Regions from separate parts of the Homo sapiens genome. Here regions 2 and 3 are each linked to region 1. The links are chromatin contacts, found by Hi-C or POLR2A ChIA-PET in ENCODE. All regions are on one chromosome and are shown on one strand. The core of a region is the stretch at or near the end of the contact, and the rest is flanking DNA. Distances in the headings are between cores, read along the strand shown. Region 1 holds the start of DAD1 (defender against cell death 1). Region 2 holds the start of HNRNPC (heterogeneous nuclear ribonucleoprotein C). Region 3 holds the start of METTL3 (methyltransferase 3, N6-adenosine-methyltransferase complex catalytic subunit).

Region 1 (4,564 bases), core at 2,065-4,564:
CAAGGAGAGGGGGTTTTGGTCACACTGGGGCCAAAGTTTAGAAGGTAGAGATTATATATGCAATAGCAGTTAACAGAAGCAAAGAGGGGAATCTTAAGGCAAACGTGACAATGCAAGGGAAAGGAAATGGAAAAGACATTCTTTTCCATGCGGAGATTTCCTTTAGAAGAGTTATTGTCTACTCAAACTTTGGAGGATTTGTGTTTCTTTTGGTAAATAATGTGATTTCTTTTTGTAGAGGATGTATGATGTAAAATCATGGACTTTGCCCTTAAGGGAACCCTCTTGCTCCTCCACTCTTCCATTGTTTTATGTAATGAAACCCCTAAAGTATACTCTGACTTCAGTTTCAGCTTATAAATTAGATCTGCCCTTTAAGAGCCATTTGAGTTGCAGTCCCTCCAGTGCTATCTTTTGCATACCCAAATTATTGGGGGCGCTGTAGTTTGGCTAACTTTTAATCATTCAGAGAACTAGGAGAAGCAGACATGGTTAATTACTAGGATTAATGATAGTTAATAAGAGCAAACATTTACTGAACATTTACTGTCTGCCAAACACTATGCTAACAGCTTAATGCTTAACATTATCTCATTTAATCCTCACATAATTTCAATGAGCCAGGTATTGTTATTTCTGTTTTATAGAAAAGGAAAATGAGACTGTCAGACTGAGTAACTTGTTCCAGATTAGACAACTAGTAAACAGCAGAATCAAGGTTCAAACCTAGGACTGTCTGATTCTAGAGCTTGCACTCTTATCCACTACTCTGGACAAGAATTTTAAACTATATTAATATTCTGATTTAAACTAATTGAAATCAACACTAGTGTTAGCAATTTCCTATTGACAGATCAGTTAAAAATGTTTCAATGATTATAGAATCATAAACCGAATAGAGAAGTAGGCCTTTTCTTGCTGTTTTAAGTAGTTCAGAAAAGCCCTAGTGTAGTATATTGGTGTGACTAGCAGGTCTCAGAAACAAATGCATTCAATAAGTCCATTTGGTGTTTTTCATCTCTTCTTCTCTCCTGTGAGAGTTCCTGGGGAGATCTTAATGATGATAGTTGACATGGATCAAAGGCAGACAAAACATAAGGGAGAAAACACTGGAAGGAGCCTGGCTGATGGAACAGAAACTCCCTGAAGAATCCACACCTGAATGATTAAAAAGCATCAGCCTAGCCTGTAAAGTTTGAAGTTGAATATTCGTGAGGAAGCTACCCTCCTACTTGTTGATGAGGCAGAGAGAAAGGTTCAACTTGTCAGAGAAATTGATGCTTCCTGCCATATTATATTGAAATAAGAACCAGCTTGTTATCCACTCTTTTTTTTTCTTTCTCAGCAACATAGGTTTAGGCTGAACTTATGTTCATATAGCTGCACAAATCTCCACGGGTATGAATATAAATCTATCTATTCAAATAGACTCTAAAGGTTTCTTAGGTTATTTCTCTTCTTTCTAGAACTTAAGTAAGGCTTTGATCACCACTGATAATACATCCGTTAGTTAATGCGTGTAGAGTTTCCAGTCTAAAGGCAAATAAAAAGTGAAAAGGGGCCGGCGCAGTGGCTCACTCCTATAATCCCAGCACTTTGGGAGGCTGAAGCAGGCAGATCACCTGAGGTCAGGAGTTCAAGATCAGCTTGGCCAACATGGCGAAACCCCGTTTCTACTAAAAATACAAAAATTAGCCGGGCGTGGTGGCAGGTGCCTCTAATCCCAGCTACTCGGGAGGCTGAGGCAGGAGAATGGCTTGAACCCAGGAGGTGGAGGTTGCAGTGAGCCGAGATCGCACCATTCACTGCACTCCAGCCTGGGTGACAAGAGCAAAACTTCATCTCAAAAAAAAAAAAAAAAAAAAGTGAAAAGGCAGGAACGCTGTTGTTCACCTGCTGTTTTAGGAATTTTGCTCACGTACAGTTCAAAATATTAAGAAGCTGAAAATAAAGTACCTGGTCATGTGTGGAAAAACTTACAGCTAAAAGGTGAGATGAACTGGGTCTAGAAGGTCGGATTCACGTGAAATTAAAAGGGCAACGAAAGCCAGAACTTAATTTCTTAAAAAAAGTTAAAACAGGCCGGGTGCAGTGGCTCATGCCTGTAATCCCAGCACTTTGGGAGGCCGAGGCTGGCGGATCACAAGGTCAGGAGTTCGGGACCAGCCTGGCTAACAATGGTGAAACTCCGTCTCTACTGAAAATACAAAAATTAGCCGGGCGTGGTGGCGCGTGCCTGTAGTCCCAGCTACTAGGGAGGCGGAGGTTGCAGTGGGCCGAGATCGCGACACTGCACTCCAGCCTGGCCGACAGAGCAAGGCTCCGTCTCAAAAAAAAAAAAAAAAACAGTTAAAACCCTCAAAATAATCCCACTTGTTAAAATACAAAACCTGAAACCATTTCAGTTTCTTCTGCAAAATGAGTTGGAGAGAGTAGGGTTGAACCAGGCATGCTCTTTCGGGCCTTTCGACGCTGACATCCCGGGATATTACACCAGGTTCAAGATACCAGCTTGCGGAAAGAGAGCTGCTAAACTTGACCATATGCTTTTTGCACGACATTCGACAGCTGTCCCTCCCTTCACCAGCTCTTTTAAGGCTGCAAATATATCTGATTCACGTGAGAGTCCCTACAAGTTAGTACAACGTCAGGCCCCAAGGAGGCGCCCAATAAATGTTGGCATTGCAGGGCCAGATCCCGAGTTCCAGTTCAGAACCCTGCTGAGGTCAGGCTTCCTCCCTGCCTCCCGCCCCTCACCACACCCACTCACTCCCCCAAGTAATTAAGTCTAAACTGGGGCCTGTGCAGTGATTGGCCGCGCCGGGTCTCACTGCGGATGAACTTGACTTGTTCCAATGATCTGTGACAGACATCTGCAGACAGCGCCCTTAACAGAATTAGGGTCAGGCTGGTATCAAACCCCAGGAACGCCAGGCATTGCCTCAAAGTAGATGCAAACCGTTAAATCTTCCAGGACTCAGAAGGACCAGAGAGAGCCGGATACCTCTGGTTAGCTACGCGGTCCCCAGTAAAGCTTATTCCCCTCTTCCTCCCAGTGTGTCTTGTTGCCAGAGCAACTGTGGGCGTCACCGAGCTGACGGGCGGAAACAGAACAGAAAGAGTACACGTCCCCAGCTCATTGATAGGGCCATTGCGCAGACGCATTAACTTTTCTGAGTTGTAGTTGAGTCTGTTGATGCAGTCCGCGTCTGCGCATTAGTTGTTACGCGCCCTGGCCGGCCTCAGCGCCTGCGCAAATTGGCACACCGGGGAGGGCGGAGTTAGGTCACGAGGGTGCGCATGCGCAAACAGCACATCCGGTGTGGTCGACGGGTCCTCCAAGAGTTTGGGGCGCGGACCGGAGTACCTTGCGTGCAGTTATGTCGGCGTCGGTAGTGTCTGTCATTTCGCGGTTCTTAGAAGAGTACTTGAGCTCCACTCCGCAGCGTCTGAAGTTGCTGGACGCGTACCTGCTGTATATACTGCTGACCGGGGCGCTGCAGTTCGGTTACTGTCTCCTCGTGGGGACCTTCCCCTTCAACTCTTTTCTCTCGGGCTTCATCTCTTGTGTGGGGAGTTTCATCCTAGCGGGTAATGGTTCTATAAGTGATCATAATAATAATGTGTTACTTTGGTGTGCTGCTTTTGTTTTCATAGTACTCTATATCAGACCACCGCCCCTTGAAGTTATGAGAAGAGCCTGCATTGCCCTTTTGTTGTGAATGGGGAAATTGAGGCTCAGAAAGCTTAGATTATATGCCTAATACCAAACGGCTCCGTAGGAGTTGGACTTAAAAGTCTAAAGAAACCACCTTCGTGCCGCTACTCCACTTGGTGATCCACTTCACTTAATATTGGTCCGGGGAAAACCCTATTCCAACTTTAACTTAGGTTTAACACAACTCTAAAATTAGTAGACTTTTCAAATGAAAAACCCAACCTTGAATCATCTCTGTCATCTTGGCCTAATCATTACCAATCTCCGGTGAAACGTTTCAATGAAAGTGCAAAGAATATAAATACTGGTGCTTTTCTTGTTGAATCATCCTTTACTTGATTTTGCCTTTTAGCTGCTACTACTTTTTTTCTTGTTGAGGAAGCTGTTATTTCACTGTCCTGAACCCAATTTTTGTTCACATAACTCTATTTTAGCCTTATTTTTCCTTTTGATTCCAGGATTTGGTAACCTTGTAGACTGCTATATTTAGCGAGAACAGTCTCCATCAATTTTTGTTAAAATCTGACTTTTCTTGCCCAACGGGGATTCAGTGAATACTGAAAACAGGCGTGGCCTCTATCACTGGTATCACCTGCTACTTTGACTTTGAAAACATGCCAGCATTCATGGTTTCTTTTCAGTGTGATCATCAGTCAGGTCATCAGTTGTATTTTCAGTCCAATATGAGGCATTATGGTAAAAGCTTTGGCACATGTTCTTTATCCGTAAAGAGTTTATGGTCTAGTTGGGGTACAGACAAAATACAGCATTGGAATTGTCTGGAGGCCTGGCACAGTGGCTCATGCCTGTAATCCCAGTACTTTGGGAGGCCGAGGTAGGCAGATC
Region 2 (4,564 bases), core at 1,130-3,629, 1.3 Mb after region 1:
GGAGCTTTCAGTGAGAGCCGAGATTGCGCCGCTCCATTCCAGCCTGGGCGACAGAACAATACTCTGTCTCAAAAAAAAAAGAAGAAAAGAAAGAAAAGACAGGGCTGGCATGGTGCCTCCCAGCATTTTGGGAGGCCAAGGAGGGAGGAATGCTTGAGCCCAGGAGTTCAAAACTAGCCTGGGCAACATGGTAAGACGCTGTCTCTACAAAATATAAAAATAAAATTAGCCAATGTGGTGGTGCACACCTGTGGTCTCAGCTACTCCAGAGGCTGAGGTGGGAGGATTGCTTGCGACTGGGTGGTTGAAGCTGTAATCATCCGGGATTATGCCAATGCACTACAGCCTGGGCAACAGAACAAGACCTCATCTCAAAAGAAAGAGAGAGAAAAAAAGGACAGTCTATCTGCTTGTCCTGGAAAAATAAAAATTTCCCCTGATAAATAAAAGTTAATGGTTAATATTTTATTAATTTATTAATAGGTAGTAAACAAGGAAAATATATTGAAGAGTAAGAATTAAACTCTGCCATCAAAAAATCTTACCATCCAGGAAGGGAGAGGAGTGTAAAACTACCCACAGTGCTACGAGATAATTTTAAATAAATTGCAATGTGGCAATTGAGTCGAGGCTTTAAGCACTCGTAGGATATTCTCCCTCTGATTACTTGCTCAAAGTAGATGATTTGGAAAATATAGAAAAGTACAATAAGATTTTAAGGCTGGGCGCGGTGGGTCACGCCTGTAATCCCAGCACTTAGGAAGGCTGAGGCGGGCGGATCACGAGGTCAAGAGATGGAGACCATCCTGGCCAACATGGTGAAACCCCGTCTCTACTAAAAATACAAAAATTAGCTGGGCGTGGTGGCACGCACCTGTAGTTCCAGCTACTCGGGAGGCTGAGGCAGGAGAATCGCTTGAACCTAGGAGGCGGAGGTTGCAGTGAGCCAAGATGGCGCCACTACACTCCAGGCTGGTGACAAAGCGAGACTCCGTTTGAAAAAAAAAAAGTTAAAAAAAAAAATCACATGTAATTTTCCCACCAGGAGAGAACCACTACTAACACTTTAGTGTATACTTTCTCCCATATTTTTCGTCTTTGCTTTTTAAAATAGTTTAAAGTGGTCTGGCGTGGTGGCTCACGCCTATAATCTTATCACTTTGGGAGGCAGAGGCGGGCGGATCACCTGAACAGTCTGGCCAACATGGCGAAACCCCATCTGTACTAAAAATACAAAAATTAGCTGGACATGGTGGCGCGCACCTGTAGTTCCAGCTACTCAGGAGGCTGAGGCAGGAAAATCGCTTGAACCCGGGAGGCGGAGGTTGCAGTGAGCCAAGATCGCGCCACTGCACTCCAGCCTGGGCGACAGTGACTCTGCCTCAAAAAAAAAAAAAAAAAAAAAAAAAAAAGAAAAGAAAAAAGAAACCGCTGGCTTAGTAGAGCTGATGCTACCCCACTGCGTGCGCAGTTCCTATAATGTAACCAGAGAGACTGGCAGGTGACGGGGGTAGGTAGGAGACAAGCCATTTCAAGAGGAGGGAAATTAAGGGACCAGATTTGGAAGGATGGGCCAATTTTGCTGGCACTTAAGATATTAGATGCCCTGGGGCCAGAGGCCAGGATTCTGCACTTCCTTTTTATATTGGAGAGGAATAAGGAAGTCAGTTGGTTTCGATGGAACATGTGTTGTCTGAAGAAGGGTTTAATAGGCCAAGAAGCAGATGTCTACGAGGTAGCTGACATTCGAATCTGGAACTGAGAAAGGGTCTGGGGTTGGAAAAACTGCAGGACTGGTTAGTTTTCTACACACTTTAACAAGGCCTAGTCACTGCTGCTCCCTCCTCATTTTAAGAAAAGTCCTTTCTTTATTCACATTGCACAACGGAGGCTTCATTTCGCGCTTTTTTTTCCCTAGGCCCGGGGCTGGGGCAGGTCTTTTGCGCCCGTCACCTAACTACGCCCCTCAACCCTTTCCCCGCCCCCGCGCAGCCGGAAATCCGAGGTCTGGGCGGATCTTCTACTAGGCACTCTAAGGGGCAGCGATAGGACGCCGCGGCCGCCAATCAGGCCTCCCAGATACCCGGATGTGAGACGGTGCGCGATACAAAGGCGAGTTTCCACCCAGAGGGTCGTCCCGTGCAATAGCCAATAAGCATTCTCCAGGCAATAAATGACAGGAAAACTAACCAGTTATAAACTAGTTTCTCTCACGCATGTGGAAATTCGCCTGCTTAGTCTAACCCACTGCTAATTGTGATTGGATATCATTGTGAGGAGCGGTTGAACTGTCTAATTAGGAGCGGGAGCGAAAAAACGCACAGCCAATAGGAAGATTCTCAGGAATGGGGCGGGGACTAGGCCTTCGCCTCGGCGGCAGAGGAGACTCGGGGGCCATTTTGTGAAGAGACGAAGACTGAGCGGTTGTGGCCGCGTTGCCGACCTCCAGCAGCAGTCGGCTTCTCTACGCAGAACCCGGGAGTAGGAGACTCAGAATCGAATCTCTTCTCCCTCCCCTTCTTGGTAAGTGGAGAGGGCGGACGCAGGGAAGGCGCTGGGTTTTTCGGGAAGCGAGAGGGGGTGTGGGAGAGAAGATGTGGGAATCCTTCCCCCTAACTAACCGGGCCCTCATTTATTCTGCTTGTTTTGGGGGATTAGGTTGAAGCCGGGGGCAGTTTTATAGGCCTCAGCCTCTGTATAGGTTTAACCTGGTGTCCTCTAGGCCACGATCGCCAGGGAAAATGTCCTTTTTTCGCTCTTCCTGTGTTAACGGCTGCTTTCCTTTCATTTTCTACGACCGCGAGGACTACGGGATCATGAAAATGAAGATCGTGATGCTCATTAATATAGTCGAAGTTAACGTAGCGCCGATGCCTTCTATTACCTCCGTTCTTCTTACATGTAAAAAGTGGGGGAGGGGAAGGGGGAAGGTTACCAAGTAGATGTATCGCGAGCCTTTAAATCCTGGATCGTGCCGCGTGGCCTACGAGAAAGGTTTAACAAAAGATTCAGCATTTTACTGATAACTTTTTATTTTATTTCTCTCTATGAGCAAATGATGGAGCTCGAAGTAGTTATTTTCACTTACATTTGTAAAAGGAAATATTGTGATATAACTATATTAATATTTACAGCTGACTTTTCATCTGCAGGTTACAAAACACTTGAAATATATAAGTTAGTGGAACTTTGCTTGAGGTAGGTATTAACTCTCTTTCTCAGACGGAAACTGAGGCAGAAAAGTGTTGGTTGCTAGGGTCATATTAAGTCAGTAGCAGCACTAGTAAGGAATTTGACCACGAGGTCAGTCGAGTGGTTTTTACCTAGTTAATGGAATACCTAGTTAATATAGTTCTAAAACTACTGTATTGCAATCTTTGCCAAGAACCTGATGACGGAAACCACGAGGTAACTGGAAATTCCCAAATTGCGCTTAAGAAAAATACTACGAGACTTGAGAATTTTTTAACGTAACTTCCTAAGTGTAAGATGACAAAATTTGACTTTCGGGATATTCTGGCGTTAATTTTCCCGTCCGCCTAAATGTGGGCAAAAATTCACAGCTACGTTATATTAAGCAAATATTAACAGTGCCTATTATTTGCTGGGTGCTGAAATTTGATAAAAAACTTAAAAGTTAAAAAAAATTGTTTAGATCTTTAGTGTCACATTGACTTATCTGGGACATCGCTTTTTTTAATCCTCACATGAGATTTGGCTAAGTTTATTTTTCACAATCTGTTAATCTCACAAAAACTAAAGCTGTTAAGCACAGTTTAAACCCATTCTGCAGGGTAAGAAATTCATCTGTAAGGCAATCTATTTGATAGGAAGTAAAATAAGGGTCAAAAACATCGCGACCCCTTTCTTAAGGCTTAAACATGTATATTATTACAGGAACTTAAAACTAAAGTTTATCATTGTGCTGAACTGTTAGAAATGAGGTTAGGGTAAAAATGGGAAATCATGAAGTAAAAATGTTGGCAAGGAGAAATGTCAGAAATTAGTATTTAAGAACTGTTAATAGTAGTTGAAATTGATTGACGGGCACTTTTCTTTGAGGTTTTCGAAAATGGGTTCCTTCCGGTCAGTATGTATATCAGCGCACCAAAAATTCTTTGAGTTAATATCCGAAACTGTTTGCCACGGTATTTATATCACAATTCTAGGTGTGTTCTCAACTAGATAGGCGTTTAGTAACATTTTCATATTGGCTAGGGGGAAAAGTTGAAGAAGGATGGCCAGGTTGCAGGTTTTCTGACCTTTTTTTTCCCCCTCATGCTAGTGCCACTCTCGGGAATACTTGGTGGTTGATGTTCCTTCTGTAGAGAATTTAAACAGCTTACGTTTGTAATTAAATCTCTAGAGGATTTGACATGGCATTCGACCTTGTTTTGGATGGAATGGCTGTGCGAAACAAGCAAAGAATAAACTCCAAAATAGCTAGTTGCTCTAATTTTAAAGACTAAGGGGCAAATTATTAAATCTTAATAAAGTGTTGAATGTGAGAGGTGTTGGCTGGGGAGTAAGTTTGCCTAGGAGTTAGGAGAAATAGATTTTAATC
Region 3 (4,564 bases), core at 1,498-3,997, 1.1 Mb after region 1:
GAGAGTGAGGCTTGTCTCAATAAAACAAAAACAAAAAAACAAAGTTACACATCCCAATAGATAGTGTAAATTCCCTAAAAGTAAATTAAGTTCAGAAAATGAGATGGAAATGAGTATTTTCATCACTACTAAATCTCCATAGTATCTAACACATAGTAAACACTCAATACTTACTGAATGGATAAAAGTCATATTACAATACACATACATCTTTCAATAGCTCCCTTCATATTCACCCCTTCCTTTTCATTACTGTTCATAACCAGCTTTTAGTTACAGTTCTTCTCATCAGACACTTAGTTACAATGGACTAATAACCATCTTTGTCCTCTCCAAAATCTCCTTCCTCCTCACCTCAATTTATCTAGAACAGCAAATCAATTTTGAAACATTCCTATTTACAAACCCTAAGTGTTTCCTATTGTATTCTGAATAAATTGCCAAGTCTTTACTCAGGTACCATGTACCTTCTACAATCTGGCCTCAAATTTGGAAACCTAAAATTTCTCCCAATATTCCCAAATATAAATCTTTATGTTCTGGCGAACTAATCCAGATTGGCATAACACACATCACGCTTTCCTACCTCTAGTCTAGACCTTTGCCTTTATCATATTCCAGACCTGGATTTCCCTCCTATACCTTCACCTACTGAAACCTTAGTGGTCATTTTAAGCCTGAACCTTGATTCCAGCTTCTTTCCAATGCCTTCCTGGGTCATTAAACTTGGAGTCCTCCTCTTCTTTGAAATCACGTTTTTTTTTTTCCTGTTTTTTTGTTTTGTTTTGTTTTTGTTTTTTAAAAAGTCTATGCCCATGCTACCTCATGCTGTGAAGATGGTTCAGTATTAATAAACTGGCTCACAGCTCCTTGACCAGATTATAAACTCTTTGAAAACAGGAGCCATGCCAGTCAAACTATTTTTTGTATTTTTTGGACAACAGCGTATGGCATCATGTAGACATTGGATAAGTCAGTGATTCCCGAAATGTTTCCATTCAGGGAGCTCCATTAAAAAAACAAAACAAACAAACAAACAAAAGGCCAAGCCGGTGGCTCATGCCTGTAACCCCAGCACGTTGGAAAGCCAAGGCAGGCTGATGAGCTAAGGTCAGGAGTTCAAGACCAGCCTGGCCAACATGGTGAAACCCCATCTCTATTAAAAATACAAAATTAACTGGGCATGGTGGCAGGTCCCTGTAATACCTGCTACTAGGTAGGCTGAGGCAGCTAGAATCCAGGAGGTGGAGGTTGCAGTGAGCTGAGATCACACCACTGCACACCAGCCTGGGCAGTAAGAATGAAACTCTGTGTCAGGCCAGGCTCGGTGGCTCACGCCTGTAATCCCAGCACTTTGGGAGGCTGAGGCAGGGGGGCAGATCGTAGGGGCAGATCACGAGGTCAGGAGTTCGAGACCAGCCTGGCCAACATAGTGAAACCCTGTCTCTACTAAAAATAAAAAAAATTAGCCAGGTGTGGTGGCACGCGCCTGTAATCCCAGCTATTCGGGAGGCTGAGGCAGGAGAATCGCTTGAACCCAGGAGGCGGAGGTTGCAGTGAGCTGAGACCACGCCATTGCACTCCAGCCTGGGTGACAGAGTGAGTGAGACTCCATCTCAAAAAAAAAAAAAAAAGAAAATGTGTCAAAAAAAGAAAGAAAGAAAGGATTGTAGGAAAAACCACCACCACCAACCTTGTATTTAAGTTTACTACACATACAGAAAAGTGCACACCAAAATGTTCAGCTCAATTACATTTCACAAACTGAACACACTCATGCAGGTAGCTCTCATAACAAAAAACACAACGCAACCAGGACCTCAAAGCCCTCTTAGTGTCGGAACCCGATTTTAATAGATTACACGTACTTTGTAAATTTAGCCTAAGAGAGAGATCACGTATTTGAAGACCTCTCGGATTTTTCCTTCATCAGCCCTCCCCACTTCCCCACGCCTCGTCAACACAAAGAAGCATGCCCGCACCCACCACCGCCCCCTCCTCACCTCAGATTGGGGACCACCGTTGTGTTTTTTATTTTTTTGTAAATGAACGCATGGAAACAAACCAACACCACCTTCAGTGGAAAAGGTATGTTAGTACCAAACTGTCAAAAGGAACTAGTGATCCTTCATCTTAAAAATCTGTACTATGGCCGGGTGTGGTGGCTCACGCCTGTAATCCTAGCACTTTGGGAGGCCAAGGAGGGCGGATCACGAGGTGAGGAGTTCGAGACTGGCCTGGCCAACACAGTGAAACCCCGTCTCTACTAAAAATACAAAAAATCTGCCGGGCGTGGTGGCGGGCGCCTGTAATACCAGCTACTCGGGAGGCTGCGGCAGGATAATCACTTGAACCCGGGAGGTGGAGGTTGCTGTGAGCCGAGATCGCGCCATTGCACTCCAGCCAGGGCGACAGAGTGAAACTCCGTCTCAAAAAAAAAAAAAAGAAAAAAACCCCCAAAACTGTACTATATGGTGTTGCTCTCTACGAGTGCTACTTTAACACAAGTCAACTCTCAGGACTCCTCTCCGAATATTCAACATGGCCGCATGCGCGTCTATAAGCAACATGGCCGCTCTGCCAGTCACCAACATGGCAACCACAGCCTCACTGTGTCCGGAAGCATGAGAGAGCGGGTATGAGGACTATACCGGCCGCTCTGCCAACACCTAACGTGGCTCTTTATAGCTTCCAAGAAAGCGCGACACCGGAAATGACTTTTCTGTCTTGCTCAGCTCCAGGGGTCATTTTCCGGTTAGCCTTCGGGGTGTCCGCGTGAGAATTGGCTATATCCTGGAGCGAGTGCTGGGAGGTGCTAGTCCGCCGCGCCTTATTCGAGAGGTGTCAGGGCTGGGAGACTAGGATGTCGGACACGTGGAGCTCTATCCAGGCCCACAAGAAGCAGCTGGACTCTCTGCGGGAGAGGCTGCAGCGGAGGCGGAAGCAGGACTCGGGGCACTTGGGTGAGGCACTGGGCTGTTGGGGCCGAGGCTCAACCGGGGAGGACGGGCGGGATCCCTAGAGAAAAAGCTCCAGAGTCACTGCCCTTTACCAAACGGCCATTTCTATAAAGCCTCGTACATTGGTACTCCCTCTCCACCTTCAGCAGCAGACGTTCGCCCTTCTGCAAGTAGTTCGCGGTTCCTCCTCACGCTGGGCCTCGGTTCTTCCAGCTCACTTTTACCGGACGGACGCTTGAGCCCCACCCTCGTCCGCCTTGCCCACTCCTCTTCAGACTGCGAGGACGTCGCCTTTGTGAGGCTGCTCAGCCCCCTATCCCGCGAAGCAGCAAGAACCCCTTTTTGTTGCTGCTTTGGCGCTTTGTTCCCTCAGTTATAACGACTGTTTTGTAGTGGTCATTTCTTGGCAGCTGTGGGTACAGTAAGCGAGGAATGAACCTTTATATCCGCAGTGCCCAATTTAGTGGCCCGTACAGAGTGGCACTGGGTGTTTCTGAATGAGTACCCCTACCGGCATTGACTTAGCCATTTACATACCTAGCAGGAATCTGAAAACATTTGTGTTTGGTTTCCAAACTTTTTCTCTTCTCCTGTTGCCCCCGTGTCACGATCATAAAACTTGAAGGAAATTTAAAAGATTAAATTCACTGTTATCCACTCCCTACCCTCAGGACAAACTCTGAATTATTTAAGGCAAACTAGTAACAAAGCTCTGCAAAAATAGTGACTCAGTATCACCTTTGTGGTAGATTGTTCCAATATTTGTCAGTATCTTCAACTGCATCTCTAAATCTTGTCTAGATCATGTTAGGTTCATGTGCTCGTATTCTGGCCCCTAGAAATAGAAGATGCACTGGCAGGATCCTCCCACCTAATTAATTACCTTTCTTGAGTATCTACAGTGTTCATGGGTCTAATTAGACAAAAATAAGGAAGAAATTGCCCCTGTCCTCAAGAAGTTTAAAAAGCATAGGATTCAAGGGGAGACGCTTACAAAAAGTGAGGAATATGATAAGATATATGTACGAAACCAAATGAATGAATCTACAGTCTGTACAATGAAGAGAAGTAACAAGAGCTGGTGTAGGTAGTGAAGCCATCAAAACCATCATAGTGGAATTGGCACTTGAATTTGGCCTTTATGGCTATATAGGACCTAGATAATTAAAGAGGTAAGAGGGGAGGATAGTGGAGTAAGAAGTGCAAGTCATATGGTCAGGCAATAATTAGTAGTCAAGTCTCAGAGTAGTTCCTGAATTACCTAAGAGGGAGAATTTTTTTTCCCTTGCTCTAGAAACTTCATTGATTTATTTATAGATACAATTTTTTGTTTTGTTATGTTTTTTCCCCTATTCTTTGGTTTCCTGTTTTGAAACTTTTTAAAAATGTGCATAAATGATGCCAACGACTTTTTTTGCTTTTGTTTTTGAGATAGCGTCTCTCACCGTTGCCCAGGCTGGAGTGTAGCAGTCCTCCCGGCTCATCCTCCTGAGTAGCTAGGACTACAGGTGCATGCCACCATGCCTGGCTAATTTTTAACTTTTTAATAGAGATATGGTCTCATTATGTTGCCCAAATTTGTCTTGAACACCTGGCATCAAGCT

Evidence for each region. Hi-C counts contacts between places; a loop is a spot of excess contacts on that map. ChIA-PET counts read pairs that join two places held with the same protein, here RNA polymerase II (POLR2A). Pooled maps may share reads with other maps.
Region 2: a map of CD8-positive, alpha-beta T cell shows a loop between it and region 1 (5-fold over the local background). The contact joins the promoter of HNRNPC here to the promoter of DAD1 in region 1. A Hi-C loop is called at or near these places in 1 of 168 maps with a recorded cell type or tissue (CD8-positive, alpha-beta T cell) and 11 of 50 pooled maps.
Region 3: a map of CD8-positive, alpha-beta T cell shows a loop between it and region 1 (15-fold over the local background). The contact joins the promoter of METTL3 here to the promoter of DAD1 in region 1. A Hi-C loop is called at or near these places in 2 of 168 maps with a recorded cell type or tissue (CD4-positive, alpha-beta memory T cell and CD8-positive, alpha-beta T cell) and 11 of 50 pooled maps. POLR2A ChIA-PET finds 5 or more read pairs at or near these places in 2 of 52 experiments (CD4-positive, alpha-beta T cell and activated naive CD8-positive, alpha-beta T cell).

The regions. Positions count from the first base shown.
Region 1 is chr14:22,587,974-22,592,537 of GRCh38, reverse strand. DAD1 (defender against cell death 1) reads left to right here and starts at 3,314. Exons shown (of 3, transcript NM_001344.4): 1 at 3,314-3,591. The coding sequence starts at 3,381. RefSeq lists enhancers at 3,034-3,675, 3,676-4,317.
Region 2 is chr14:21,267,257-21,271,820 of GRCh38, reverse strand. It overlaps HNRNPC (heterogeneous nuclear ribonucleoprotein C), which reads left to right and starts at 2,379. Exons shown (of 9, transcript NM_004500.4): 1 at 2,379-2,523. RefSeq lists enhancers at 1,650-2,275, 2,379-2,638, 2,276-2,900, 4,400-4,564 and a silencer at 2,209-2,288.
Region 3 is chr14:21,509,523-21,514,086 of GRCh38, reverse strand. It overlaps METTL3 (methyltransferase 3, N6-adenosine-methyltransferase complex catalytic subunit), which reads left to right and starts at 2,747. Exons shown (of 11, transcript NM_019852.5): 1 at 2,747-2,963. The coding sequence starts at 2,864. RefSeq lists an enhancer at 2,465-2,704.